Linked DNA regions of Homo sapiens: region 2 is linked to region 1. A link is a loop called in an ENCODE intact Hi-C map of the cell type or tissue named here. Cell type or tissue: Calu3. All regions are shown on one strand. Each heading gives the region's core, and the rest is flanking DNA. Links, peaks and the distances in the headings are about the cores only. Region 1 has its middle 18 kb from the start of DISP1. Region 2 overlaps DISP1 (dispatched RND transporter family member 1).

Region 1 (15,715 bases), core at 5,963-10,962:
CTGTTATTTTAAGAGCAGCAACTTAATACAACTAACTATTAAATAGGTATTAAAGAACTAAAAATAACTAAGGTATCAGAAAGGAAGCAGCTTCAGGGAGAAGCTTTGTTCCCTAGAGCTTAGGAAACTAATAGAAGAATATGGACTTATTAAAACTTGGAAGTATGGAGCAGTATGGCAGTTTCTCAAAAAATATATAATAGAATTACCTAGTATGTAGCAGTTCCACTGCTAGATATATATTCCAAAGAACTGTAAGCAGAGACTCAGAGATATTTGTACACACATTGTATTCTCACACTGCTATGAAGAACTGCCTGAGACTGGGTAATTTATGAAGAAAAGAGGTTTAATTGACTCACAGTTCCGCATGGCTGGGGAGGCCTCAGGAAACTTGCAATCATGGCAGAAGGCAAAACGGAACCAAGACAGGTCTTCACATGGTGGTAGGAGAGAGAGAGAGAAGGGGGAAGTGCCATACTTTTAAACTATTTTGTGTTTTAAAATTTTTTGATTTTGTGAGAACACTATGATGAGAACAGCAAGGGGGAAATCCACACCCATGATCCAATCACCTCCCACCAGGCCCCTCTCCTGACAAGCGAAAATTTCAATTCAACATGAGATTTGGGTGGGGACACAGAGCCAAACTATGTCACCCATGTTCATAGAGGCACTATTTGCAAGAGCCAAAAGATGGAAGTAACCCAAGTGTCCATCAATGAATGCATGGATAAACGTTTTAATTACCTACAATGAAATATTGTTCAACTCCAAAAAGAGAGTAAATTCTGACACATGCTATAAGGTGGATGAAGCTTGAGGATATTATGCTAAATGAAATAAGCCAGGGACAAATAGACAAATATTGTATGACTCAACTTATGTGAGGTACTTAGAGTAGTCAAAATCATAGAAACAGAAAACAGAAATGGTGGTTGCCAGGGGCCTGTGGGAGTGATATGGTTTGGCTCTGTGTCCCCACCCAAATCTCATTTCTAACTGTAATCCCCACGTGTGGAGGAGGGACCTGGTGGGAGGTGATTGGATTATGAAGGCAGTCTCCCCCATGCTGTTCTTGTGATAGTGAGTGAGTTATCACAAGATCTGATGGTTTTATAAGTGGCAGTTTCCCCTGCTCTTTTCTCGCCTGCTGCCATGTAAGACGTGCCTCCTTCCTCCTCCACCACGATTGTAAGTTTCCTGAAGCCTCCTCCGCCATGCAGAACTGTAGGTAAATTAAACCTCTTTTCTTTATAAATTACCCAGTCTCAAGCAGTTCTTTACAGCAGTGCAAAAATGGATTAATATGGGGGGGAAGAGGAAATGGGGAGTCATTACTTGATGGGTATAGAGTTTCAGTTTTGCAAGATGAAATGAGTTCTGGGTATTGGCTGCACAATAATGTGGGTGTACTTAACACCACTGAACTGCACACTAAAAATGGTGAAGGTGGTAAGTTTCATGTTACATGTTTACCAATATTTAAACAAAGCGAAAACACTTATAAGTTTGGAAGAAGAACTTTGCAGAGCTAAAGCTCAGACCTTGGAGTGTTAGTGTCTCTGAGCTCAGAGGAAAGGCCCTGTGGGGCTGAGACCTGGACCTCTGGATATGGTGGGGATGGACTGGCTGCTACTGGTGTCTTGAAGGAGGCACGATGATCAGGCTACCCCTATAAGTGTTGGAAAAACTGCCAACTGGAACCAAGTGCTGGTACTGGGACTAAACTAATTGCTGCTGCCTGGTGAAGAAGAATTACTAGGGTGAGACTGACAGGAAGCAGAAAAAAATTCCTTCTTTCTTCTCCAGCCTCGCAGTCTCCCTCTACCAACCTCTCTTGGCAGAGTCTAGCTTGGAGCCAGCTGGCAAACAGAAAAGTGGTTTGCAAAGTCCTGATCCCAGCAGCACCAAACTGAGTATAGAAGAGGAGTTTGAAAATGAGACAATGGCTGACACAGTGGGCCACTGAACATTTAATTTATGAACAAGGAAATGGCATAATCAGAGTGTTAGAATGCTGACTCTGGTGGCAGTGTGAGAAATAATTGAAAAAGGGAGACTTACGAGACTATTAAATCTATCCAGGAAAGATGCAGTGAGAGTCCAGCCTTGGATTTGCTCCAATTCTGTTATCAAAGTTTCTGTCCTGTTCCTGAATCCTGAGTCATCTTGCCCATGTTATCCTTAGTTCTTGTACGTGGATCCCCTTCCAATTTCTGTTGCTGTGCCTTTTTAGCCTACCCAAGACTGCCCATTCACAAGTTAAGGACAGCTAAGAATTCTAGACTGGACAGCCTGCCTGGGTCCCCTAATATGACCTGCTTTAAATAGCACCATATTCCAGGAAACTCTTCAGACATCCTGCTATTCCTCTGAAATCTCTGAAGCTAACTGCTTACCTAGTCCTACTATGTGCCATACCTAAGTGTTAGGGTTTCAGAGATGAACGATATTCTATACTCAAGAGGCTGGGCATGGTGGCTCATGCCTGTAATCCTAGCACTTTGGGAGGCCAAGGCAGGAGGATCATTTGAGCTCAGGAGTTAGAGGCCAGCCTGGCCAACATAGGGAGACCTCATCTCTAAAAAAAAAGGAAAAAGTATTCTATACTCAAGGAAACTGAAGTTTAGGGAAAAAGGCATCAAATGTAAATAAATAGTTAGAATATGATGATAGAAAAGTAATTGCTAATATTTATTATAAGATAGGAATTTTTAAGTGCTTGAGATACAAACACATTTAAACCTCGTAACAAACCTAGGAGGTAGGTTCTGTTATTACTCCCATTTTATAGGTGGTGAAACTGAGACACAGAAGATTAAGTGATTTGTTCAAGGTCAGGCAGTAAGGAAGTGTTGGAACTGGCATTCAAGTCCCAGAGCAGTCAGCCTCTGCAGTTCAGGATTCAGGGACTGAGAGTAGGAAAATTTAAAAAGGTTGATGAGGTTCAAATGGAAATCAACAAGAGGGTCTGACAAATTGGATTAAGTTTTCACCTGTGGGTAGAGGGAGAAAGGGTGTGTGTGTGTGCGCGTGCGTGCGTGTGCACATATATATGCGTATGTGTTCGTATTCGTGTGTGTGTGTGTGTGTGTGTGTGTGTGTGTGTGTGTGTAGCTGCATGGCTCTCCTTAGAGATGCTTCTTTAAATCCCCCTTTTCTTGCCTACCACTGCTTATAACCCACCATTTCTGCAATGAAAGGCAGAGATGGAGGACCTGCGTACACTCTATGGTAAATTGTTGGAGTAAAACCTGTTCAGAAATCAAACCTTCCTCTTTGGCTGCCTGCCACTGTGCTGGATTCAATCATAACAAGTAGCCCAGACCCCAACCATCTTCTCTACATCAACCTCACCTTTATTCTACCACAATATTCATCTGTTATCAAATGAGATAAAGTATAAGAGAGCATTTTATAAGTTATTAAGTGTCATACAAATATTAGTTATCATTGTTACTACCACCTGCAAAACTGGTCAATTTCGATAAGTTTCCTTTTCTGCATGTCTGAGTTCTATGAAAAACTTCACTAAAAAACTCATTGAAAAATCCCCATGTTGTTTTCGGAACTGATCACTAGGTGTTGCTATTTGATAACACATTATCAACACCCTGCCCACCCCCAAATGCCTGTATTTTTTTGCAGAGGTACTGAGATTGATTTTTCTCTATTTGATTTTGATAAGAATTATCTGTTGTGTTTCACATAATTTGCAGAGAAATAATTTGAAGTCAAGTAGGAGTAATTGGCCTTATTCCTTGCTTCCCCTCTTTTTCCTCTTTCATGCCTTCGATTTTAACAACCATCTCTCTCACTGCAGTGCCTGCAATGCAGATCACTCCTCAATCCCTATTTCATCTATTCAACAAATATTTATTGAACATTATATATGTGCCAGACATTGACTAGGAGCTGAGTATACAAGAGTGAATAAAACAGCCAAAGTTTTGACCACCATGCAGCTTACTCTTACGGCTCTTTCTTGGACAACCGACCCACATTTTCAACTTTTTTTGCAATAGGAACTAAACTTGTCTTTTCGTTTCCCACATTGAAAATCTCTCAGGTAGCATCCATGTAGCTGAACTGCTTCTCAAACTCATCATATTCATCCTGAGCACCACCTTTTGACTTGAATGGAAACATGACTTGTTCTCTTAAGTCATCAAGCTCAAAAATCTCAGTTATGCTAAGTGAAATAAGCCAGGCACAGAAAGTCAAATACTGGGTGATCTCCCTTATATGTGGAATCTAAAAAAGTAAATTTCATAGAAACAGTGAGCAGAAAGATGGTTGTGGTTACCATCGGCTGGTGAGGGGGAGAAGGGTGGGAGAAGCGAAGGAATGTTGATCAAAGGGTTCAAGGTTTCAGTTTAGACTGAAGGAATACGTTTCAATGATCTATAATAATGTATTGTGTATTTCAAAACTGTTAAAATAATAGATTTTTAACATCTCACAAGAAAAAAGATAAATTGATGAAGTGATAGATATGTTAGATATGTTAATTAGCTGGATTTAACCTTTCTACAATGTGTGCATGGATCAAAACATCATGTTGTACCTCATAAATGCACATAATTATTTTTGTCAATTAAAAATAAATAAAGTTTAAAAACCCAAACTTTTTTTTTTTTTTTTTGAACTGCTTCCTCTCCTTTGCTTCCATTCCTAATCAATTGTCACATCCAAGCTTTGGAACAGGTCTTCAGTGCCCCTGGCCTGGGCCACAGTGATAGAATTTCCTGCTTCCTTTTCCTCTTACCTCCAACAAATCCTCTACATTGCTGACAGAGTAATTCTCTTGAATAGTACTTCTCACCATACAACCCCCAGCCCCTTTCTTTATTCTAAGCATTTAAACTCCTATTCTTAGCATCTAAATCTCTCCATCACCTGACTTCAACCTCCATAGTCTTCACTCTACCTCTAAATCAACAAAAAGTGGGTTAAGAAATGTTTATGTACCATGCATTGGACTAAGGCACATGGAGTAGAGATATGAACAAGACCAGATCCCTTCCCTCATGATAAGCAGAAGATTACTAAATAAGTGTTATGGATTGAATTGTGCCCATCCCCAATTCATATGTTGATACCCTACCCGCCAGTACCTTAGAATGTATTAGGAGATAGGGCCTTTAAAGAGGTAAAGGGGTTAAATGAGGTCATGAGGGTAGGACACCAATCCAGTAGGACTGGTGCTCTTGTAAAAGGAGAGAGATACACCAGGGATGCACACATACAGAGGAGAGGTGACGTAAGGACACAGAGAGAAAGAAGACAGCCATCTGCAAGTCTGGAAAGAGACCTCAGGAGAAACCAAACCTGCCAACACTTTGATCTTGGACTTCCAGTTGATGGCAGTGGCAGGCCATTTGTAGCAACCGCTGCCATCATGCCAGCTGCAGCAGGGAGGCGCAGCCAGGGCTGCACACTCCATGAAGCCAGCAGGAACTGGGGAGAAGTGGGAGCCCCACCCATTCTGAGTTGGGGCAGGAGCTCCTTGGATGCCACTGCAGCCGCCCAAGCCACAGCTGCGGACCCAGACATCCCTGTGCTCTTGGGGCCCGGGAGCAGGTGGGAGCTCCAACCTCTGATGCACAGCTTCAGCTGCCCAAACCAGGGCTGCAGATCCAGGCCTCCTGCTCCATGGAGCAGGCAGGAGCCACCTCCCCTCCTGCCCCTCCTCCACCCCCACAGCTGTAGCCGCCCAAACTGTGGCTGCAGACCCAGGCATCTCTACACTCTTAGGGGCCCTGGAAGGCCTCCTCCTACCCTCACAGGCTTGGAAGTGCCTGCTCCCACTGCCTGGCTTCTCTCTGCTGTAGGCACCTGCTTCTATCTTGAAGCAAAGTCAGGCTGAGCCCAGGCACTGTTGGAGCCCAGCCAAGTGTGCACACTCTTGGGGCAGTGCTGACATGCCAGCTTCTTGCCATCTCAGCCACTTCTGGACTTTGGGCACCAACAAGCATAGGAAGGAAGCCAAGGGTGGCTAAGGGCAGCTCTGCACTGGCCTGCAGGTGCCCCTTGGCAACTACAGCCTGGATACCATGGATGGCAGCTGAAGGCAGACAGGTTCCTGGGCAGAAGTGGGCAGGTCCCTGGTGAGGCCCCACATTCAGGCTAGGGAGGGCCTGAAGACTGTGGGCTGGACTGCTAGTCCCATGAACCAGAGTAGGAACTCCTGGTGCCTTTTCCCGGCCCACCCATGGCCACCTGTGGACCAATCGGCACACACTTCCTCCCCTCTGAGGCCCATAAAAGTCCTGGGTTCATCCAGAGCTGAGTAGACATTGGGATGAACAGCTGCAGAGAGGAGCTACCCACTTCAGGGACTCCTCTCTGCTGAGAGCTGCAGAGAAAATGGTATAACTTGTCTGCAGAGAGGAGCTTCCTACAACAGGGTCTCCTCTCTGCCAGGAGCTGAACACTCGCCAATGGGACACCATAGCTACAGAAAGGCGCTGCCTTCTGTGGGAGACCGAGCTGTTCTATCACTCAATAAAGCTCCGCTTCATCTTACCCACTCTCCACTTGTCTGCATACCTCATTCTTCCTCGTCACAGGACAAGAACTCAGGACCCATTGAATGGCGGGGCTAAAAGAGCTATAATGCAAACAGAGCTGAAACATGCCCCTTGCTTGCCATGTTGCAGGCAAAGAAAAGGAGAGATGAGCTGTGGCCCTTCGGGGATCCCAGACCTTGGAGCTCCCTGAGCCAGGGCTGTGACTCCCTCTTTAAAGCCCTGCAGTTCCTGGGATCTCCAAGCTTCCAGGTGCCACCATATTCCCCAGTGCCAGCCATGATGAGCTACTTGTGTTGCGTCTGGTTCAGCTGCAGCTTCTCAGAGAGCCAGCACCCATGCCAGCACCTGGTGCTGCCCACCCCACTGCAGCAGCCAGCATGTCTGTCTGGGCGCAGTGGCCGGACCACAGATTCATTCACACACCCCTCACCATTCCACGCCTGACTCATCCTTGACAAGCATGGGACCCAGGTCAGTAGTGTGAGACAAGTTCATCCTGCCTAGCCAAGTAGGAGAAAAGAGCCCAGCAGGCCCGAGCAAAACTTGGGCAAAGGTACCACCGGCTACAGAGATTTCCAGCCAGAAAAATGGCACCCCAAAGATCCCATAACACAGTCTTGATTTTGGATTTCCAAAACTATCAGAAAACAAATTCTGTTGTTTAAGCCACCCAGCCTGTAGGTATTTTGTTATGGTAGCCCTAGCAAACAAAGACAATAAGTAAATGCAATAAATTTTTGGAGAAATGGTGTTGGGCAGAACACTGGGACCACAGGAGGGAGGGGTCCACATATCTCTCTTTTGTATTATTATTATGCATTATTATGTGTTGTATTATTCATTGTTTTCCTAATATGCCAGTCTCCATAGCTTTGCCCTTACTGTTTTCTTCACTGGGCAAATGCAGCTCCCTATCTTCTCTCTACTATGAAAATCGGCCCGTCTTTTAAAGCCAATGCCATTACCGAGTTCTCTATAAAATCTTTCCTCTGTTCTAAATTTGATTTTATCAGTCTTTTCTCTTGGTTCCCTTACCACTTTTTTTGTGTGTGCATGCCTTTCTGATAGTCCTCATTTTCTGCAGCTTTAATTTTGATTCTTTGGTTTTTTTTGTTTGTTTTTTTGTTTGTTTGTTTTTTGAGATGGAGTTTCGCTCTTGTTGCCCAGGCTGGAGTGCAATGGTGTTATCTTGGCTCACTGCAACCTCCGCCACCCGGGTTCAAGCAATTCTCCTGTCTCAGCCTCCCAAGATTATAGGCATATGCCACCATGCCTGGCTAATTTTGTATTTTTAGTAGAGATGGTGTTTCACCATGTTGGTCAGGCTGGTCTTGAACTCCCAACCTCAGGTGATCTGCCCACCTCAGTCTCCCAAAGTGCTAGGATTACAGGCATGAGCCACTGTGTCTGTCGATATTCTTTGTATTTTTAACTCACCTATTCTCCCAATCTTAAGTGCCTCAATAGAAGGAAATGTCTGTCACTCATTTATATGTACTGAAAGTACCTATTACTGGGATTTGCACACAGTAGATGCTCAATAAATATTTATTTAATTTGAACAAGGGGAAACTCCTGCAAGAATAAAGAGAATTATACACTTTTGTTGACATTTTAAGGAGAATATATTCTTTGTTCTTTTCTAAAAAAGAAATGATGGGGTTATTTTCCATTCTCTTACAAATTATGGACTTAAAAGGGGTAACTAAAAGAAACTGACCATCCAAGTTTCTATGTCTTCAAGTGTCAGTTTATCCAAATCTAGAAGTTTGGGTTAAACAAACACATTCAGAGTTTATCTCTAGCACACTTCTCTGTGGGTATGAAAACATTTGGGATTGAAGAGTTATTGGAAATTTAACTTCTAGAGAATGAGAACAATGACCTAAAAGTTTAACTCCTTCTTTTCTTCCTGTCCCCTAAGTTATGGCCTCAGCTTCTGAAGCCCTTTCTTCTATACCCTTTGCTAAATTTTATTAAGATCTAGCATTCACCTGAAAACTTCAGGGGGCTCACAGAACAGCTTCAGAATTCCCCCACTAACTCTCAATACAAACAAGTACTCTTAACCCTAAATGCTTTCCTCTTTTTTTCTTTCAGTTAAATCTTAATTTTTAAAGTGTAATGAAAATATTCCTGACTGGGTGCAGTGGCTTATGCCTGTAATTCCAACACTTTGGGAGGCCAAGGTGGGAGGATTGCTTGAGCTCAGGAGTTCGAGCCCAGCCTGGCAAACATGGTGAAACTCTGTCTCTACTAAAAATGCAAAAACTAGCTGGTTGTGGTGGCATGTGCCTGTAGTCCCAGCTACTTCAGAGGCTGAGGGGGGAGGATCTTCTGAGCCTGGGGGGAGGAGTTTGCTGTCACCCTCCAGCCTGGGCAACAGAGTGAGACCATGTCTCAAAAAAAAAAAAAAAAAAGTCTAAAGAACTTTAGTAACTCAAACATGAGTCATGCTGGAATTAAACAGAAAAAAAACCTGTCTTGCTCTGTTGAGCTGTTAACACAATAGTCTTCATATAAACCTAAGCTAGGAAATCCTGTTCTCATTTGCTCAGTGGAATGCTATACAGAAATGAAAGAAAGTAATGTGGAATGAATGAAGCTACTCAAAAGAATACATACTCTTTCTTTATTACAAAGCTTGAGAATGAGCAAAATTAATGTCTAGTTATTGTGAGGATTAAATGAGTAGATTCATGCAAAGCCCTTGAATGAATAGACTAATTGAAGCTAATCAATAAGTGTGAGCCACTTTTGTCACCATGAGGGTTGGTCACTGAAACCCCTCTGAAATAATTGCACTTATTAAGTGGTCTTTTTTTTTTGACAGAGTCTCACTCTGTCACCCAGGCTGGAGTGCAGTGGTGCAACCTCAACTCACTGCAACCTCTGCCTCCCAGGTTTAACCAATTCTCCTGCCTCAGCCTCCCGACTACAGGTGCACGCCAACATGCCCAGCTAATTTTTGTATTTTTAGTAGAGATGAGGTTTTGCCATGTTGGCCAGGCTCATCTTGAACTCCTGACCTCAGGTGATCTGCCCGCCTCAGCCTCCCAAAGTGCAGGGATTACAGGTGTGAGCCACCACACCCGGCAACATTAAGTGGTCTTAATGAAGAATCTTAAGCTGCCCTGATGACACGGTGATGAAAGCTCCAGTAAGCTAACTTCACCCAGAAGACTGGTCACCTCCATCAGCACCTGCAGGCAGAGGTGATGCTAGCAGTAAAATGAGGCTGACTGAAGGGCAGGAAGCAGAGAAGGGTGTGGCTCAGGCGAGAGATCCAGCGAACAGTGGCTAGCAAGGTATTTCTGAGAACAGCATGGGGAGGGTGGGAGAAACAGGAAAGCAGGTGTAATAGAAGCTCCAGAGTGGGACTTTAAGGACACCCCCACACATGATAGCTTCCATCACCCTTCCTCAAGCTATCCCAAATAAGTGCACTCTATGGGCAGTACTTTTTATAATTTAAGAGAAAACCATAGGCTCGCTTTGGAAACAGCTCCAGGAGATGTTCCTTAGCCCTGTTCTTAACCAGGACCGCCCTCCTTTAATACCGGATCTGGAGCAGCCCCTGGGTCCTTGGTCCCTCATTCCCTAAGACAACAGCCCATTCATCCTGCCTTAGATGCTACAATGAGGCAGATGTGAGGGACAGGAATTCATCCCTCCTCTGGTTCCAGAGTCATGTCCCACAGTGGTAGTTTCCATTGTACTCTGTCTGGCTACATGTTGAGCCTGCAAACATGCTGTTAATGCTCTTTTTAATGTTCTGTAGTAAGAATGTATGCATGCTCAAAAATGTTGAATAACAGAAATACCACTTTTCAAAAATTGCAACATTTCTGTTTATTTCTCTCCTTTTCCATCTACTCTCCTTTTACTCAGGAATTTGTAGATTCAAAGTAACTTAACTAGTGGTTTGGGGATTTATAATAGATTTTATGAAGAAGGCTTTGAAAGTACTTTAAAAAACACTATATTCCTTATATTTCAATCTATAAATGTAAAAATGTCTCCATAAAGAGCCAAACTGCACTTAAACTGTCATTTTCAAGTTCATGGACACTCATAATCCAAAATTAATTATAATCCTCAGTAATTATAATGACACCATTAAGTTCTTCACATCTCAGGATTTGTTCTACATGAGAATGATCTTAACTCGATTATACTTCAGCAACCTGAGTTGTCATATAATTGCTCTCTGAAACTCATGAATGGTGACACCGCAGGTATTTAACAAATGCTATTGGATTTTCTTATCCTGATCATGTTTCCTTTTTCCTCACCTCTAAAAAAAATGATGTAGGAAAGGTAAAGGCATGGAAAAGGAAATATGAACTATTCATGACATTTTTCAAATGAAATGATAATTCAAATTATGTTTTGGGTAATAGAAAAATGGAGCCTTAAGCAAAAATTGTAGACTAGTTGGCATTCCTCTAGCTACAGTAAGTGAAGCCTGAATCTTTGACTCTATACATCTTCAAAGTATCCTAAGGTGAGCAGACTTTGGGTTAGTTCTCATAGTGTGGTTTTCTCAAGAAGAGTCCCACAGGCTGGGCGCGATGATTCATGCCTGTAATCCCAGCATTTTGGGAGGCCAAGGCAGGTGGATCACTTGAGGTCAGGAGTTCGAGACCAGCCTGGCCAACAAGGCAAAACCCTGTCTCTACTGAAAATACAAAAACTAGCCAGATGTGGTGGCGGGCACCTGTAATCCATCTACTCAGGAGGCTGAAGCATGAGAATCGCTTGAACCTGGGAGGTGGAGATTGCAGTGAGCTGAGATTGTACCACTGCACTCCAGCCTGGGCCACAAAATGAGACCCTGTCTCAAAAAAAAAAAAAAAAAAGAAGAGTCCCACAAACTTTGTTCCCTAATGAACTTAGCTATGAACTATATGCATGTATAAATGCAGGGTATACTTTTTCTCTAATAGATTGGGTTAACTTTGCCTATGTAATTTGTCAAAGTTTCCCAAGATAAGGGATCATGGACCTAACAGGATCATCCATGAGCATACTGAAATTGTATGTAAAATTGTGTGTGTGAGCACGTACTTTTTCCTGGGAGAATCGGTGTATATTTTGGATCATATTTTCAGAAGGGAAATCATTCTCATTAAAGAAATAAGGGCAAGAAGGACTGACTCTGGGTGAGAACCAGAAAAAAAAACAAGGAGCCCAAGAGCAAAGTCTAATGCTGGTACAAGACAGCAGGAGGGGTGGGTGGAGTGAATGGCACAGGCAGTGGTTCTGAAGCATCAAACTAGAAAATAGCTGTCCAAGAACAGAAAGTCATCCATCCCGGAATGATAGGGTTTATTTATTGTAAATACTCTGAGTTCATTTGCCAGAATTGATTTTTTTGAGGCAGGCTCACACAAATCATTCAGGTCAAAAGACTCTCCAGCCAAGCCCTAATGGACAGAGGAAAGATGTCTGACGTGAACCGTAGGTGGGTAACTACTTCAGCAAACACGAAGGAGTTTGATGAGGAGGAGGGAGTAGACTGGCTGAATTCATGTGCTTAGACCTTAATTGAGGACCAGATAAAGGGCTCATCATTTAGGTTGTTCCTTTCAGGTCTTTTCAGTTAGTTTATGATTTGGCCAGAGGTCATTCTTCTCCAAAGTAGCACATCTGTTTTTATTCATTCACTCTTAGGTAGGAATTCAGGATGTATGGTGACACTGGAGCAGTTAGTTGCAGGGACATGGAGGAGGTGGGAAGGGAGAGGAGGACACAAGGGGAAGGGCACATGGGCAGAGGGACAGCAGTTCTGCAGAGCTTCACACCTCCCGGGAGGAAGAGTGGAAGGGCCTGGGACCATAGCACTGTGCTGGTAAACTGAGGCCCTCCTGTTCCATATGTCAATCCACTATTAATGCTTCATTTCATTAATTCTTGAAGGCCTTTTTTTTAAATGAATATTTTCCAAGGAAATAAAAGAACACTCCTGGGAGGATCAATGCTTAAGACCTCTTCAGCTTCCACCTCAAATTTTAGTTAATACCATAACAAGGGGTGGGAACACAGAGGAAATATGAGAGGGCTGATGATTATGTTCCATAATTTTGCTAAGAATCCGACCTTTTTCAGCGTTCCTGTCCCAGCAGTATTTAAAATCATTACTGGCTTACATGTCAAAAGTTCAGGGATCATATTTTTGAAATAAAACTGACAAGTATAAGTATACTTACATGGATAATAGGATAGGATACCTGAGATTATAATGAGATTTAGCCAAAGGTGGCCGACTCCCATTTCACTTACGAGTTACACCCTTCCCAACCTACAATTAGATCTGCTGGCTAGATGCCACATGAAATGTAAGGCAAACTTTTCTTCCCCTTAAAAATTGTAGAAAAATTACTGGTCTAAAGTTTTGGGTAATATTACACTTTTTATTTGGACACTTTGGTTTAAAGACTTTTATTGTTTAAAACTGTATATTTTATTGTCATATGTGTTAGCTGTCAAGAAAAGGTTATTATCAACCATAACACACTTATTTGGGCAGCTAGCAATGAACTATTCAAAAAGTCCATGGTAAATGGCTTTGATGTTTTGAAGAACATGTGAATGCTGGCATTCTGGGAGTGTTTGAGGGAAGTCCAGCTTTTAAGATAAACTGATGCTTAGAAGGTGTAGAAAGAATGTTATCTACCTTTGTAAACTGAAATCTCTTTGGGACCTTAAAAAAAAAGCAAGAAAGTTATCTTTCTCTTTAGACTAGGAATACACAGGAAGAGGAAGGTGAAAAGCGAGTTGGTTGGGTAATGGACTATTTTAAGTGTTTCATGTTGATTTGGCGAAAACAATTATTTTTCTTATTTAAAAATTACATTTCACATCAAGACTGAATGATTTTAATATTTTAAACATACATTTGTTTTGTTAAGGTAACTAGAAGTGATTTTATTTTCAGGCTTATTCTTTCACCTCTGCTTCTATGAAGTGATTCATGTTACACTGGCATGTAAAGTACCCGAGCCTGCAATAGGGAGAAACTTCTCCAATGAAAAGAGGTATTTTTCTAGCTACGTATGCTGCATATTTGTCAAGGAAAAACTGTTAGTGGTTTTGCGGCTTGACATTTTCCATTTCATATATTATTTAAATAAACACATTAATTTTAGATTTGGAACTGTTTGGACAGTTAGCTTTCCTGAGTCATCTAAGACCCCTCTCTGTTCACCTTACTATCAACTATCTTTTTTTTTTTTTCTAGTCCCACTGGCAGTTCCTTAACTCTCTCCTTATAGCACCTACCTTTCTTTACCTACCGTTTTATCATTCTTCTTTCTCTGTATTTGACTTTGTTTTGGAATAGAAACAGATTAAATTTGCATTTTTCAAATTGTCCAAGTTGGAGAATGACCCTTTACATATAATACAAGTAAAGGTGAGTGAACTTCTGTGAACTTTCTTCTGTGAACTTTTGTACCATTCATGGGCCAGAGAACCAATTTTTGGTATATTACATATGGTGTGTGTGTGTGTGTGTGTGTGTGTGTGTGTGTATTTAAATATACCTTCTTAGTTTAAAAATTCAATGGTGTAAAATAAAATAATAACATTAGAGTCCAATTTGACTTCATTTATATTAAGCAAAATACACTAACACACATACACAAACTTTATTGCAGATTCTCTTGGAATCTTAGAGTCAGAAGTTAGGTCATCTGGCCCACACTCACCCACTTCTCATTAAAGCAATGGTGGAAGATCGTCATTCACTTCTGTTTGGAGATCTCAAAAAATGGACAATTCTGCCTGTTTTGAATGGCTTTTTTTCCCCCCGTTGATTCATGTGTTGATTTGTTTATCTCTTTGTCATTTATCAGACACAAACTATGTCAATCACTGGAAAGCACAGTCATCTTTTGGGGTATACTTCCTGCCCTCCAGGAATGTAAATTACTGTGGGAAGAGACAGCTATGTAAATGCGTAAATATAGCATATAATATGGTCATTAACACTGCAGAGATATGAAGCCGTGGATGAGGCCAGAGGACAAGACTCATTACCTCCTCTTGGAGGCCATTGGGAGGATTCATAGGGTCACATTTGTGATGGTCCTGAAGGTTGAGTAGGAGTATAACAGTTGAAGAGGCAGAAGGAAGACATTCCAGGTACAAAGCAAAACACATGCAAAGAAACTCAGTAAGAAGAGACTGGAAAGACAGGGTGGTTGGAGGTCTGTTTCATGGAAGCTCTAAAGAGAAAACTAGATTTTGTCAGAAGGGATGAGAAGATAGGTAATTTGGGGGAGAGGTAGCGAGGGAAAAGATACAGGATGAGTCTGGAAAGATAACTGGTGGTTCTGAGTAGGAAAACCCATATCTGTTAAGGAATTGGATTTTATCCCATAAGCAACATGAAGCCAACTAGTGCTTCCAACTGTAATAATAATAGCTATCACTTATATTGCAGTTTCAATGTGGTGGGCATTGTCCTAAGTATTTTAGATACATTAACTTAGACTTTGTACCAACCCTATGAGGTAAGAACTATTATCATCCCCATTTTAAGATGATGAAACTGAGGCACAGAGAGGTTAGGTAAGTTACTTAAGACCACACAGATAGTAGTGGACAAAACTGGGATTTGAACTAAGTAAGGGAGTTTTAGAAAAATAACTGATAGCAATGTGGAGTGTGGCTCACAGCTAGTGGCAAGAAGTCCAGTCTGGAGGCTGTTATAATAATTCAAACAGAAGAGTTTATATTGAGACAGCTGCCAGGATGGAAAAGTACATCAAAAAACATACTGTGTCAAAATTTTATCTCTTATATGCTTGCTGTGGGATGCAAAGCATTCTGAGTTCTCTCGAATGATTTCATCATAAATCAGAACTTTGATAAAGAGTGGCAATAGAAGAACTTGGCAAATATTTATTGCATGCTCATTCATGCAAGCCCCTATGCAACTCTGCTCTACTTTCAAGTATCATTTACTTCATTTTTATTACAACTAAATTTCCTAGTAGAAATATAATCTAGCATTTAAAATGTGGCATGGTATTTCCTTCATGCACAGGTATTCCCAGAGAGATGTTCTTTTATATTTTCTGACCAAACGAAAATAAGCCACTCAGTGTCTTGCTATGAATCCCTGTCAGAAAGTGGCTCATGTTTGCCAGAGTTTGGGTGGGCAGTGGGCC
Region 2 (15,715 bases), core at 8,353-13,352, 200 kb after region 1:
ATCACGAGGTCAGGAGTTCGAGACCAGCCTGGCCAACATGGTGAAACCCTGTCTCTACTAAAAATACAAAAATTAGCTGGGCATGGTGGCGGGTGCCTGGAATCCCAGCTACTCAGGAGGCTGAGGCGGGAGAATTGCTTGAACCCGGGAGGTGGAGGTTGCAGTGAGCCAAGATCGTGCCACTGCACTCTAGCCTGGGTGACAGAGCAAGACTCCGTCTCGGGGTGGGGGAAAGAAAAAAACAAAAAGCACACACTTTTTTTAACCTGTCTTGTAGATATTTGTGTGCCTGTCTTATTTTCTGTATTAGGCTGTAAATTCCCTGAGGGCAAGATCCAAGTCTGCCATTTTTGTATTCCCAGAATGCCTTGCTTCCTTATTGTTTAATGCTAATTGTTGGATGAATTTGTTACTTCACAAGAAAAAGAGTTGTATATTCTTTTCTTTTTTTTTAATTTTCTCAAACTTCAATCACTCTTCTCACTAAGTTGATAGTTGATGCCACTGGAAAAGTTATGACTTAACATTTTGAAATGTCTTATCTTTAAGGGACAAGAGGAATAAGAAAGAGTTATTAAGAGAAACAGAAAAGAATACACCAACGGGGAAAGGATTTTTAGGAAGAAAGAGGTAGCTAACAGTGTTAAATTCTGCTCAGGTCAAGGAAGGTAAAAACCAAGAATAGTTAGTTGACTTGGGCAGTTCAGAAAAGTCATGAGAGCAAAAGCCAGGCTATAAGGGGTTAAAGATCCGGTGGTCGGTGAGGAAAAGGAAGCCTCTGGTGTGGGCACTGAATTATACCATCTGAAACACGGCTTTCTGCTCAGAGGGAAGAGAAAAAAGAAGAGTGTTTTGAGAAAGGCAGCAAAGAGCAAGGGAAAAAAAATCTTTGTAAGCTAAGAGGAAAATTTATTATGGGGGAATGTTATTGTAATATAAATGACCCACTTAAAATTGGCCCCCATTTTAATGTCACTTGAGCATAAGCTGGCTCTATAAGATACTTCGTTTATTTGTTTTAACAGTTATTTCTGATCTGTTTCCAGAGTAAACCCAATAATAAGGTGACTGAAAATCTCTGACTATGTTTGAGGGACTTCCACTGAGTACCAGTGAAAACTCCAGCATGGCAGTAACACCCTGGACCAGAACGCCAGGCAGCATGCCTGCTAACTCAGATCCATGGTTCATCCACGAACGCATTTCATTACCTCTGCTACTTCTGTTCCTTCTTCTGTAAAAGGAGAATGAGCCCTTCAGATCCGTCTCCTATTAGAGACTTAACCTATTGAGAAGATGATGTGAACTTTTATACAGCAGTGCCCTGTAAAGAGTTGTGGTCCCTAACCTCAGCAGCTAGTACAGCAGTAGGGCCTCCGGGAAAAGGGTCTTTCACTGGAAAATGACTACCTGCTGTAAGCCAGGTGTTACAGAGGTGGGCCACATTTACAGTTATATTGTGGTGTCTAAAGATTTTCAATATTAGAGAAGGTGGATGAAAGACAAATATGATTTGATATGCAGAAGAATACATGATAGTTAAAAGAATGGTTCCTTTGAAAATTCTTCTACTCTACATGTGGTTCACTTTTCAAAGAGAATAATGCACAGGATATGGATATATATATATATATATAGCATCATCAAATATATATATATATTTGTGAGATTTATAGACTATTTTTAATTTCCTTTACTTCTCCAATTTTCCTACTTTATTAGACTTTTATCTTCATATTACAACCATTGTCTGGATTTCATATTGCGCAGGCAACTCTGTTTCCCATGTGGTACCCACAGCTATACTATATATTTGCATAGATAGCAGGAGGAGTAGAATTAGCCTCAGCAATTTTGTGGTGTTGAGAAGAAATACTTGTTTGAGTAAAATTTACTTAGAATGATTGGGCTTTCCCCCATGGTGTTTTATATACTCAGGATGGTGATCCCATTACTTAAATGTGAACAGTTATCTCTAGGAAAGGTTAGCGTGGGAAACATCGGCTGTGTAAGGAAGTGGAATTGTAATATAGTGAGGTTAAACGTGTTTGGAAGAAATGTGCTGAAATCACTAATGCCATAAAGTTTCCATATGTAGTCAGTGCACGTATATGGTGTGTAGCAGTGCTGTAAAATCAAAACCAAATGTTTTCAAAGGGAAGAAAAGCAATTATTGAATGGGGCTTTTAACGTTGCTATACGTGTGTGCAGATTTTCAAGAACACAAAATTAAAAGTTATTATATGGGTTAATTAAACCACAGTATGAATACTAAGCAATTTGGGGCCTACTGCCCTCTATTGATAACATGTTAATAGGTAAAAATGCATAACTTCTGATTCATTTGAGAGAAAATGAATCCATTTAAAATAAAGTGTAATGAATAATTGTATAAGCCTGGGGCCATTTTCATTTCACAGGGCTGATATTTTAATGGTCTAAAATGTAAAGGACTCTTTTTAAGTCTGAAGCAATGAAAGTAGTCTCAAATGTGCTATTGAGACAGAGGACTTTATTGCTTCAAAACTAGTTACTTTCATCTTAGTTTGCATTTTGTGGAGGAGGAAATAAAGTAAGGAGAATATTTTTGCACAGGGTGTGTCCTAGAAGTGTGAAAGCTTCTAGACACTTGGTGTTTACATTTGAACAACCACAATCAGCTTATTGTCACTTAAATGTTTTTATTATTTTCAGAATTATTCTAAAAGGTTATTCTGTCATTTTTCCTGAATGAGTTTTTAAATCTAAAATTTGCAGTCTAGTGAATAATGTTCAAACTTAGAACCCATATGATTTTGCATAGAGAAATTAACTATAAATAGGGCTAGGAATTTTTAATTGTAAGTTTTGGGAAACAGACATTTGTGGCAAGTGTAGTTATTCCTAATGTTTCTAGTTACTCTTGTGTCTGAAGAAAGAAATGACAGCCCAGAGATTAAAAGCCCTGACACTAGAACCAGACTATCTAGGTTCCTAGTTTTGTGACATTGAATAAGTTCTATAACTTGTCAATGCTGCAGTTTCATCTCCAAGGGTTGTTGTGAGAATTGAACAATATAATAATTTATGTAAAGCACAAGAGCAACTGGTATTCTGAATAAGGACGAGCTTGTATTTATTTATTTATTTTTATAAGATTTCTCTTTCTCTCTCTCTTTCTTTTTTCTTCCTTTCTCTCTCTTCTCTTTCTTTCTTTTTTCTTCCTTCCTTCCTTTATAGCTTTATTTCTTTCTCTTTTTTTTTTTTTTTGACAGAGTGTTGCTCACCCAGGCTGGAGTGCAGTGATATGATCTCTGCTCACTGCAACCTCCGCCTCCTGGGTTCAAGTAATTCTCCTGCCTCAGCCTCCCAAGTAGCTGGGACTACAGGCGTGTGCCACCATGCCCAGTTAATTTTTGCATTTTTGTAGAGACAGAGTTTCACCATGTTGGCCAGGCTGGTCTCAAACTCCTGACCTCAGGTGATCTGACTGCCTCAGCGTCCCAAAGTGTTGGGATTACAGGCGTGAGCCACTGTGTCTGGCCTTTTAAGATTACTTTAAAAGAGCAGCAGTGAAAAGTGCCTGTGCACATGCTCCCTTAAAGCATAATTGCTCTATATTTTAATATCCTTACTAGAATTATAATTTGAAGCAAATATCTCCACAAAGCCAGATCAATAAAGTTAAGACATCAGATTATAAAAATTGGCAGTCTATTATTAGAGACATATAGTAGCTTTTTTTCAGACTGACATTTAGAGCCACCAGAATTATTTGTAACTACTAGCATGATTTTGAAGAAATAACTCAAAAATATATGAGTAAGAATCCTATTTCAAATGAGCCAGAAATAGCCATTGCAGCAGCCAAATGAGCTAACATTACTGAGAATTTGAGAGTAGTGGTCCACAAGTTAAATATTTTGTCTTGCTTTTCTTCTAATAAAGATTCAAGAAGCCAGAAGTTTGCAGGATGCATTTTGAATTTTAGAAAACGTTCAGTTTAGTCAGCTTCTGTTGGGTACTCAGCTCATATCAAGACTTGGAAGTGCCAAAATAATAACGTGTGATCCAGGACCTCATGGAAGGGATACAGAAACAGATCTTTCAATTTGAGGTAACAAATGAGGGTGTGGGAAGCGCATCTGGAAGAAAGGGCCCAGTGTTAGGATTTGGTAATAGAGACAGTTCTGCACATGTGGGAAGAGACTAAAACCAGATTGTAGTAGCTGGAGAGTACAAGCATCAGATGTTTGTTCATTTAGTCAATAGATAGTTATTGATCAACTTCCACTGACAAGAATTTCTGCTCTCATGGAACTCACATATCTAGTGGATATGCTCACTGTAGTTTTAGCTAGAAGGAAAGTTACAGGTTTATGGGAAGTGTTTAGTTTAGTTTTTTTTTTTTTTGAGACAGAATCTAGCTCTGTCGCCCAGGCTGGAGTGCAGTGGCATGATCTCAGCTCACTGCAACCTCCACCTCCCGGGTCCAAGTGATTCTCCTGCCTCAGCCTCCCAAGTAGCTAGGACTACAGGCGTGTGCCACCATGCCCAACTAATTTTTTGTATTTTTAGTAAAGACAGGGTTTCACCGTGTTAGTCAGGATGGTCTCGAACTCCTGACCTTGTGATCCACCCGCCTCAGCCTCCCAAAGTGCTGAGATTACAGGTGTGAGCCACCATGCTCAGCCCTTAGTTTGGTTATTTTTAAGATCTGAACTGTATGAACCTGTTTATAGACTCTCACTGTTTAAGAACTCTGAGAGTAAAGGTGTGGAGAAAGGGAATAACTAGAGAAACAAAAGTTCTGAAAGACACTGATTGGAGTATGGATCCTCTGTTAAAATTTATTTTCTTTCCACTGATGAAGTGTGTATTTTATATCTCTTTACAGGCATAGATGTAGATATAAAATGTTACTTGTCATATATGAACATTATTCTGACTCTCAATAGCCTGTGGCATAAAGTGCTACTTGATCACAAAAATGAGGGGACAATGATCTTGTAACTTTCTACTACAATTACATACAAATATTTATAATCCCATTAGATATTGTATTGATAAACACCTGTATGTAGTCTACAATATGAGGATTTAATAAATTGCTGTCTTAGGTACCAAAAATATTTCTGCGAAGGGCCTTCTTTGTGCCTTCTTTGTGTTTCTGTAGTTATGCAGCTCTGATAGCCGACACTTCTTTGTGTTTTGTAGTTATGCAGCCCTGATAGCCGACTGGCCGGTGGTGGTCTTGGGCATGTGCACCATGTTCATCGTAGTCTGTGCCTTGGTTGGAGTATTAGTGCCAGAGCTCCCTGACTTCTCTGATCCATTGCTGGTAACTAACTTTTATGTTTTCTTTAGCCTAAAATCATCTCCAAATATTGTGTATTTTAATACATGTTGCATTATGTTATTTAGTAACCCATTTCTTTAAAAACCTTCTCAAGCAACAATTCTCTTTCTGAAAAGTAAAGACATGACTTTATCTGTATTATCAGGTTCTTAAAAGGTCAAGGAACTTGTTTACCCTCAAAAATCTGGAAGGTTTGCTTCTTGGTCCCCATGTTTAAGCTAAAAAGCAATAAATTGGAGAATCTGCCTTCTACAAAATTATTCTCATAAAGTCTTTAACACTGTCTCTGTTTTCTCCCAAAGAAGTTAAAGGAATTTCAGTATTACTAACAGATCACAGAGTCTGTTTTTAAGTAAATGTTTCTCTGGAGTGGAATAATGAGGAAAATATGATCAAGGATAATGAAACACTCTTTGTAAAAATACAGTGCGTAACATGATTTAATTTGATCATAATTTTTATAAGATAAAAGTAAGTATTTACTAAATGCTTAGGCATGAGTTGGAAAGATAAACTTTCTTTAGACATGTAACATACCAAAGAATCAAACTGTTTTGTCACAGCAAATAGGTGATGATTATCATGTCAAGGCATCTTGTTTTAATGCAGTCACCTCTGGAGTAGCTGTGAGGAACAGCTATATTTTCTGTTGAAAGCTATATATCACTTTGACATTGCTTTCCCAAGCTTTTATTGTAACTGTACTTAGCCTGAAATGAAATATACTAATGAGCACCTGTAATTTTGCCTTAGGGTTTTGAACCAAGAGGAACAGCAATAGGCCAGAGATTGGTCACATGGAATAATATGGTGAAAAATACAGGATACAAAGCAACATTAGCAAATTATCCCTTTAAATATGCAGATGAACAAGCCAAAAGGTAATCAATTATTTATTTTTATATAACTTTTAGACAAAACATTGCTGAATGAATTCCTCTTCAAATACTGCCTAAACAAAAAATTTAAATGTAAAATGTGTGGCTCAAAATCTTTGCCACTGAATTTGCTTAACTTGTCATTGTGTTTGAAGATTTTGTTGTAGTAGGATGAAAAGGTGAGATTTTCTTTTTTTTTTTCTTTTTTAGAAGTGAGAAAATTAATGTTGGTTGCTTCTTCTAATCCTTTCAACTTAATATCAAGGACTAAGCAGGTCATGGCTTTGAGGAAGTAATGTTTCCAGTATGCTTATCAGCTTTGAAATAACGAGAACTTTATTGAAGATCAAATTGTCGTTCCATTTCAGCCATCGGGATGATAGATGGTCAGATGATCATTATGAAAGAGAGAAAAGAGAAGTTGACTGGAACTTCCACAAGGACAGCTTTTTCTGCGACGTTCCAAGTGAGTGACATTGTAGATGAACAAACCACTCAGCAGTTTGCTCGCATTTAAAATTGAACATGATCACAGTCTAGACTGATAGCCGTGTGTGGCTAGTCACACAGCTTCACTGTTGCTGTTGAACCTAAAGAAATTTTGGCTAATTAACTTTTTCTTTTACTTCTCTAGTTTAGTCAACTACTAGTCTGAGTTTATTATATTATTAAAATTAATGAAAAAGTAATGATTGAGTTTTCTTATTTTAAGGAAGATATAAATCTAATGAAATTCTTGACCTTGCCCAACATTTCAAGTCTTTTTAAAAATTCCTTGTACTATTTATTTCTAGATCAAGTACAGGTACATATTTTTGCATTGAACCTTGAAATAATCTGTTGAATTATTAAAAAATTATTTAAAGTTCCAATTCATTCTAAAGTGAATCAGAAAATGGCTTAAAGTTCTGATTCATTCAAAAAGCAATACTATATTAAGAGCCTTCTGTGTGTTACCTCATCACTAGGCAGTAGAGGTAGAGAGGTGAAAAAAATAAAGTCTAGAGGTTCAAAGTTTGAATGCCTCAGGGGCCTGGCATATAATCCAAGTGAATAAAGCTAGCTAGGTGTGACAGGAGAAGTGATGGTGATTGTGGAACACTAAGGAACATCTGCCCTGTCGAAAGAAATCGGCTGCTACTTAGCCGCGACAAAAGATGGGGTTCTAGAAATGAGGGCCCAAATGTTGCAAGAACTTGCCAGAGGTCAAAAACCCAGAATTTTTTTTTTTTTTGAGACAGAGTTTCGCTCTTGTTGCCCAGGCTGGAGTACAATGGCGCAATCTTGTCTTACCACAACCTCCATCTCCCAGGTTCAAGCGATTCTCCTGCTTCAGCCTTCCCGAGTAGCTGGGATTACAGGCATGCACCACCATGCCTGGCTAATTTTGTATTTTTAGTAGAGACGGGGTTTCTCCATCCGTGTTGGTTAGGCTGCTCTCGAACTCCCGAACTTAGGTGACCATACCGCCTTGACTTCCCAAAGTGCTGGGATTACAGGCATGAGCCACCGCACCTGGCCAAGAATCCAGATTTGAATGTGGAGCCATTAATTCTCTAAATGTTGGCAACAAATTCACTACCCAAAATTTGCTGTAACATGGAGTCAGCCTGATTACTCTGCAGCTGCCAGAGAAGAAGGAAGGCACAGCCTAGAGGACATGAATATAAGTATGTAAGCCATTGATTAGCCATAGTGATTAGGATTGAGGAATTGTGGATAGTATAATTTTTAATTAAGTGAATATTAACATTAAAGCTCTTTTGATTTCAGCTTTTGCTGTTGGTGTTGAAAATCCCTCTTAAATGTATTTTTTCCTGTCTTATTAGAACACTAGATGACCTGATTGGATCTTTGATGTTTCTGGAGTTTACCAAGTCTCAGGGTCTTTATTTTGATCACTTACTCTGTATAGTAATAGATAGTAGGAGATGAGGCAGAACCTTATACTGATCCCAGGAAGCAATACATGTTTCCTTTTCTGTCTCTTCTCTTAAAAAACATTAGGAAATTGAACTCTGGTTACTTGCATGTTCTGGCTGGTTTATTTCTCTCAATCAAAGTATTAGTATATATTATTGCTTAACCAACATCTGTTAGTTATGATCTTAACCAGGAAAAACATTACATTTCAATAGTCAACAGTAAATGCTGTCTCATAAGTAGATTCTGCCTTGACTAAAGCCATTACCAGCTCTATGTAAATGAAATGCTTCAGTTTCTACCAGGCTGATTTTGCTCTCCAAAATCAGTCAACATGAGATAATAGCCAAAACTTCATGATCATAAATAAAAACTTTTATAATAAAGCTTTATTCATAAATTTACCAGCTTATTTGTTAGCACAATTAGACATTTTAACTATCATAAAATTAATCTTCTTTGTTTTATGTGGTTCATATTCTTTAATACGTGGTTCATATTGTTTCTGTTCTGAGGATACAGAAACAATATTGTTGGGCATCTATTATTATCTCATTTAATTCTCACAGCTATTTGAGATAGATATTGCTGTCTGCATTTTACAAATGAAGAACCAAGGCTCAGAGAAGTTGTTAGTTGCCTAAGGTCACGTAGCTAGTAAATGACAGGACCTGGTTATATCCTAATCTGACTTTAAAGACCATGCATGCTCTTTCTGGTATATCATACAACCTCCCTTATTCAGAAACATATTTTTTTGTTAATCTGATTTTCAAAATATTTTTTCTAGCCTCTAGTGTACCAGAGAGACCATGTACTCGACCAGAATGTGGCCAGCATTCTGTACTTAGTTGGCTGTTTTTAGCGATTTTAAATAGATCACCCACCATCTCTCCTCTCTAGTTAGCTGCCAGGGAGAACATCCCTATAATCCATTCTTGGTATTCCCTAGTGCATCTTTTTGTATTAGGGTGATGTGTTGTGAAATTAAGAGGGATATATTCAATTCGTTTCCTGTTGTAAATTCCTGTGGATTTTTCTTCCTATAGTCTGACCAAAAATAGATTTGCTATATAATTCATACAATTTTAAGATGTAGTGAGTAGACAAAGGCTTTGCGCTAAGACAATATTATGGCATTGCTTTTTTTTTTCTTTTAACATTTTCTCCTGGAATTTATCAAAGGAAAGAATTTCCTGCTGCTAATGAATCATCCATGTGGTTTCCCAGTTTGAATTATTTCCAAATCCTGAGTCTTATGAAATAAATGAATAATTTATAAACCTTTTTCTTTCCTTTTTTTTTTCATATCACCAGGTGACCGATATTCCAGAGTGGTATTTACTTCATCTGGAGGGGAGACATTATGGAATTTACCTGCAATTAAATCAATGTGCAATGTAGATAATTCCAGGGTATGTAAGATAAAAACTAAAATCTCCTTAGCACAAATAAGGTTGTATTATTGAAACTCCTTTTACTGCTGACCCTGGTTTCTGATCAGATGAAAGTACTTCAGAGGCTTACCTACTGAGGAGTAAACTCCAGCAGGCCAGCTTTGCATTCTTTCAGATCCCAGGATCAAAGTGTCCGTGTTTCCTTCAACTTTAAAACATACCATCTTCCTTTTTCTTTCCCATTCATGATCTCTGGCTGTTGATGGTGTTTTCTGTTATTTCACATAGTATTTCTTTTCAGTATAATATTTAAGACTGTTTTTCTTCTTTTGTTGTATTTTTATTTCCTAACCTAGTTTCATTGTTCCCTATTTCCTGCCCTGAGGCAGTTGTCAGCATCTTAATTGTGCAATGAAATGCCTGCCTCTCTGGCAATCACTGGGTCATTTGGGCCAGTGACCTCAAAGGGAAATTTAGGGAGCAGGCTGGGAAAGGGGACATCAAAGAGCATAAATACAGTATCTATGTAAATGACCACAGTAATCCAATCCAAACTGCCCTGAATGCTAAACACCTTGCTGCTTCGGGAGACACCGGGATGCAAGAAGACAGGCGCTTTGTCTCTCAGTCTTCTCTACAGCCAAAAACATGTCCGCATCAGAAAATGTAGTGAGCTTCTGGGTTTGGAAGAGCTGTCAATTTCATATGTTCAGAGATAGTTTCTCTAAATAGAAACTGCTATCTGATGTCACTAATGAACTTGTCCAAGCATAGCAACCAGCATAAAAGGAACTCTTTGTGTTCTCAGCATAACTCTAAAATGTAAAATGACTGGTTAAAAAATCGAATCATGTGCCGTGCTGAGAGCTAGCCTGACCACCTCATGCAATCACCTGTTCGGTCAACAGGGAAATTTCTTAATGAAATAGGCAGTAGAAAGGAAAGAAGAGATCACCCAAACCAGCAGTCTCATTGTACTAACATGAGTACCTTCTAAGAACTAAGTATCTTAACCAGGTAACCTAGTTAGTTGGTCCCAGACCTCCCAGATTTACCCCATCCTTCATTCTAAGAGGCTGTTTGTACATTTTGAAAATGACTTTCCAATCGACTGAGGTATCAGGATTTTCTGTCAGTGCTATCTTCCTTTCACATAGACCAAAGCCACAAACGATCTATAAATAGACCAAAGTTTCTTAATTGGTGATCAATTTTTATTTGTGATGTTTTCTTCTCTTCTACAGCTATCAGTTCCTTATTTGAAGGCTATGAACCTATTTCTCTTTGTCATGCATTAGGATACTTCTTATACAGAAAATTAACTCTAAAGTTGTAAATGTGTAGCGAAATTTACTATGTGCAAGACTTTATGCTGGGTACTTGTACATCACTCACAGTGGATCTGTGACCTTGGAATTTACAATGCATTTTACACGGATGATAAATTAAGCTAAGAGAAGCTAAGCCAGTCTGGTTACTTTATAATCTCACCTTGGATGAGTACAGTTCATTAATTTCTATTCCTTCTTGTCCTCATTCTTCTACCTTTGGTTGATCTTCAGACCTTCCCTTTCCTGAAGACTCTGAAGTGATTGAATTCACTCAGTTAATTAATAGCTGATATTTAGTGAGTATTTACCATGTGCCAGGAAGTGTTCTAAATACTTTAATACATTATTTCATTTAATCCCAATGACAGTGTTGTGAATTAAATACTAAATAGCCCATTTTTCAGTTGAGGAAAGTTCACATCTTTGGTCAGGGGCACTTCCAGGATTGGAACCCAGCCAAGTTGAACTCCAGCGTCTGCCTTTACCCACCCTGCTTTATGCTTCTAGTGAGGAAGATACCTCCCCCGTTTTGTTTCCTGTATATGCCATTTCCCACACAAATGAAGCTTAAAAAGTCACTGTGGTCTGGAATAAGTATCCTTTTTTTTCTTAAAGAGCTAGCAATTTATTCCATGAGTACATGTTAGACTCTGAGACTCAAAAGCCAGTAAGCAATAGTACGCCATGGTGGCTTTCATAAATAAAAGTAGTATAGTCTCTCATCTCTCCTCTCTCTCTGTCTCTCTCTCTCTCTCTATATATATATATATATTTGTAAACTACCTCAACATGATTTATATAGATAGATAGATGATAAAAATCATCATGTTGAGGTAGTTTACAGAAAAGCATATGCAAAGGATGAGATAAATAAGTTGAATGAAATACATGAAGGGAAAACAATGGGAGGAAAATAATAAAGCTAAGGATGAGATTTATACTAATGCACACCCCACAATCTTGTACATTTGCTGATGGGAGCTGCAAACTTATCTGTAACCTCCCAGCAGCCAGAGCAAAAAGGATTCACAATCAGTAACAAAAGTCATATAAATAGGGTAACAAGTTTGTTTTTTAGAAGCCCAGCTTTTCCTCCTGCTAAGACGGGAGGAGACAGTTCCCCCATAGTCTTCATAAAAGAAGTGTGACACTGTGTACAAAATTTTTAACAGCGTGCTTAGAAGAGATACAATATTAAAGTTCAGCTGATTTGCAAAACATAGGTAGGCTGGTAGCAAGAAAACATTACAGTAAAAGCATTTCTATAAGAGATCAAAGCAATGGAATCTATGTGGCTTTCTAATGGTTTAGCTTGTTGCATTTGCATAATTTAGATTATCTAAAGGAATAGATGTACTCTGCTTGTCTATCTTTCTACCGAGTTGATAAGGATAGGACAGCTGTGAGTTTAAGTTTGTAATCCCTGGCAAGAACAGTACAACTACATGTTTTTAGTACATATTTTCTAAGTCAACAACTAAAAGCATTATCTATATGCTTTGGCAGTTAATTAGGAAGAGAGCAGTATTGCGGTGCTCTTGTGAGAATTTGAGAAACAGACTCAAGACATGTGTCAAAATGAATGGTTGGTATGGCCAATTATAGATCCATACCAACAAATGAATAAATAGGTGATCAAAGCCCCAAAAGTCTACCTCAAAGAGTATGGTTATCATTTTAGCTTGTTAAATACTATTTTTACCAATTATAAACACCTTTGTATTCTAGTCTCAAACTCTATGAACCTGGAATAATAAACCTTTCTCATGGAGATAATATATTCATCTGATATCTTAAGTAATAACTATTGGTTAACAGTTCGACTTTCAGAATATTACTGTACCTTTTTTTAGTCTCCCAGTTGAAGACACTGTTAGGGGTTTTCTTTGTTACAGTGGTTCGAGCAGAGTTGTCCTAAGACTACTTGGCAGTTGTTCCTCTCCCCAGCCCCCAAATCCTGGTTGTTATATGGAAGCACTTGATTATTAACAACTATGAAGTTAAATGGGGCGCAACCAAGCAATAGCAAGCAGAAGACCTTAATTGTTGGTGGGTTGACTCCAGAAAACGTCTGGTAATTAGTATAAGATCTCAGTGAGACCAGATGTTTCAATTGTCACCTGCCTGTGTTTACAGCACATTTAGTTCAAACTCTAGGTTTTGTTTAAATTACATGCCATTTGTACTCATAATTCAGACATTGGTTTCCAAAGTGAAGTACTTCTGTTTCTGATCCTGTTGTCTACCTCTTAACAGAAATGCTTGTTTCCTTACACACTTTCAAAAGGAGCTTCAGTTGATTCCCCTACTCTTCTTCATTGCCTCTTTCTGCCCTTTGACATCCTAAGGGACACACTGGTGTCGTTAGTAACCAGAAGTGAGTCTCTCTAATCTTGACTCTGCTGGAAACCATGTACTTGTTCCATAGTCTTTGTACAATGTAGAAGTTGGAGCTCTGAGGACTCAGCTTGTAAAGGGATTTGAAATTTGGTGTCAGAGACTGTTTACTAGGGTGACTTTTGTAGACAGCTAGAAAACCCCTGAAGCTTAGAAGATCCCAGAAACATGTTTTCCTATTCTTGTTTTAAAGAGGGCTACAGAGCCCTTGCTTTTTCTTTTCTCCCGAGGCTCCCCTTAAACGTTTAATACATAGGGAGGTTGGTTACGCGTGGAGGAGGGTCCGGCAGTCAATTGAACCTGGTATTAAGGGCTTAATTTTCCTCCCTTTTGTTCTTTTCTCAGCTTCTTAAAATATCTGCAACTTAGCCAATAGTTTTAAAAGTTAAGGTATCATTTAAAACTCTCTGCTGGTTTCTTCTTTTTCTCTCTTCTCTTACTTTACCCTCTATTTTAAGTCAACTCCACCCCTGGCACTATCTAACTAGGGAAGTGTGCCAAGAGATGTTATAACCACATAAGCACAATGATTCCCCTAAACATCCATTTTGTGAATAACTAGAATTAGAAGGGCTATATTCCTCATGAGAGGTATAAGAAGTTGCTTCCACTAACTCCATTTTTATTTTTATAAACTTCAAAGATTTTGAAATTATTCCTATGAATCCCTCTTCCAAAAATATGGCAAAAACATATCTGTGTTCTGTGTGAAGACATACCTGTTTTCCAGTCTCTTTAAGCCCCATAATATAATACATGCTTCTGTGTTTCTGTATCTCAGTCACACATGACTAAGTTAGTGCCATTGTCACATCATACTTACAGACTTTGGTACTTTCTCTGTAGGTCACCATAAGCCCTTACAGATAATACCATACTTCTCGCTTTGAATTACAGTTACTTATGTTTGTGTCTGATTTCCCTGCCACACTGTGAACAATTTGGAGGAAGGACAACTGTGCCTTATTCATCTTATGTAGATGCTCAGTAAATTTGCTTTTGAATGGATGAATAGATCCAGAACATATGACCTTACTCCCTAAAAGTACAGACAATTCCTTGAACTCCATTCCTTTAAATTCAGCGTGTTGGCATCCAACTCAGGGTAGAGAAAACCAGTCACGATGTCTTTTCTCTGTCCTTATTTCTTACCCTGTATGAGTTCTCGAAAACTGGTTTTCCAAAGGTTGACCATCAATCAGTACCATCTTTGAATTGGAGGACTGGCTCCCCAGTGACTTACTAGCACTCGTTTTTAATAGCAGCCATCAAAATAGCATTTAATCTGTGTTTATAATGTCTAACCGCTTAATCTTTGGTCAACTATACACATCTAAAAATGTGCTATTATTTGAAAAGGTTATTCAAGGACAGAATTCTATGCTTTCTCTCCCAGTTTTAGTTGGCAACTCCATGTCCTTTATCTTTGGCATTTGGTTATTTCAGCAACTACAGGTATTTTCCTTCTAGCTGATAATGGATTTTCATAATGGATACAGTTCATTTTCTTCCATTTGAAAACTGTCAGACATTGGGGTTGCATTACCTTTCATTCAGTTCATCAAGCTGACCCTAGTGGTTTGTATGTTACGTCTTTGTAAGGTAAAACTGGTAACCTGCCATGAAAACCAGTGAGATGCCATTCCAGGGTTTCCTGTTGTTGGGTGGTTCAGTTTTCCCTAAGTTAGCGTATGTGAATGTTTTTATCTGGAAACAGTCAAGTATGAATTATCCTAGTTTATGGAATGTTTACGATTGCTCCTCAAAAATGAGCTTTAAAATGAAGGCTTTGTTAAAGTAAATATTATTTTAGTACATTTGAACAAAAACCTTTTGGGTTCATTTTTCTTTACCCTCAATCTGTAGAAAAACAAACAACTTTTTATTATGGAAATTCTCCAGCATATACAAAAGTAGAGAAATAGTATAATGGACTGTCGAAATAGGACACCCAATTCCACAGTCTCAACACATGGCCAGTCCTGTTTCATCTATACCCCACCCCCACAGGATTAGTCCCAGGAAAGTATCCTGATAAACAGAGTTCAGGGATCATAGGTAACTTGGTTCTTGGGTAAGTCCCAGTTCTGAAGCAGTGATTCATGCCAGCTTCTGCTCTACTTTGAGAAGACATTTCAATACATGATTGATAAAGCCAGTTTAATCAAGGTAAAGAGTGTTTTTAATCCTACTAGAAAAAAAAAATATTCACTTCCTCTTTGAACTTTGGAGTTTCTTCCCTGGAACAGCCTTTGGTAAATAGAGATGAGGGAAACTGATAGGACCAGGTCATCTTTAGTTCTGGTTCTCCTAAAGAGAAGTCTCTGGTCAGGCTCAGGAGAAGAGGAATATTTCTTATTCTCACCTCAGAGAAGAGGGGCTACTCATCTAATTTACAGGATGGAATGGTTCAGACTTTAATCTAGCAAACCAGTGATGGAACAATTTTTC

What was found. Peaks named below come from ENCODE experiments on the same cell type or tissue, not always from the same donor. Only the 100,000 strongest peaks of a DNase experiment are listed, where the experiment ranks them.
Region 2: it touches region 1 in a loop (5-fold over the local background); 11 of 110 quality-filtered maps call a loop at or near these places.

What each region holds. Positions count from the first base shown.
Region 1 is chr1:222,789,358-222,805,072 of GRCh38, forward strand. No RefSeq gene overlaps it. Among named protein-coding and RNA genes, the nearest start is that of DISP1, 18 kb to the right of the region's middle. In Calu3, for the core only: no CTCF peak of the experiment used is centred there; DNase peaks (open chromatin) are centred at 8,884 and 9,798.
Region 2 is chr1:222,985,429-223,001,143 of GRCh38, forward strand. DISP1 (dispatched RND transporter family member 1) reads left to right here. Exons shown (of 9, transcript NM_001377229.1): 5 at 5,197-5,320; 6 at 6,092-6,219; 7 at 6,585-6,682; 8 at 9,457-9,554. Among named protein-coding and RNA genes, the nearest start is that of TLR5, 150 kb to the right of the region's middle. In Calu3, for the core only: no CTCF peak of the experiment used is centred there; a DNase peak (open chromatin) is centred at 10,423.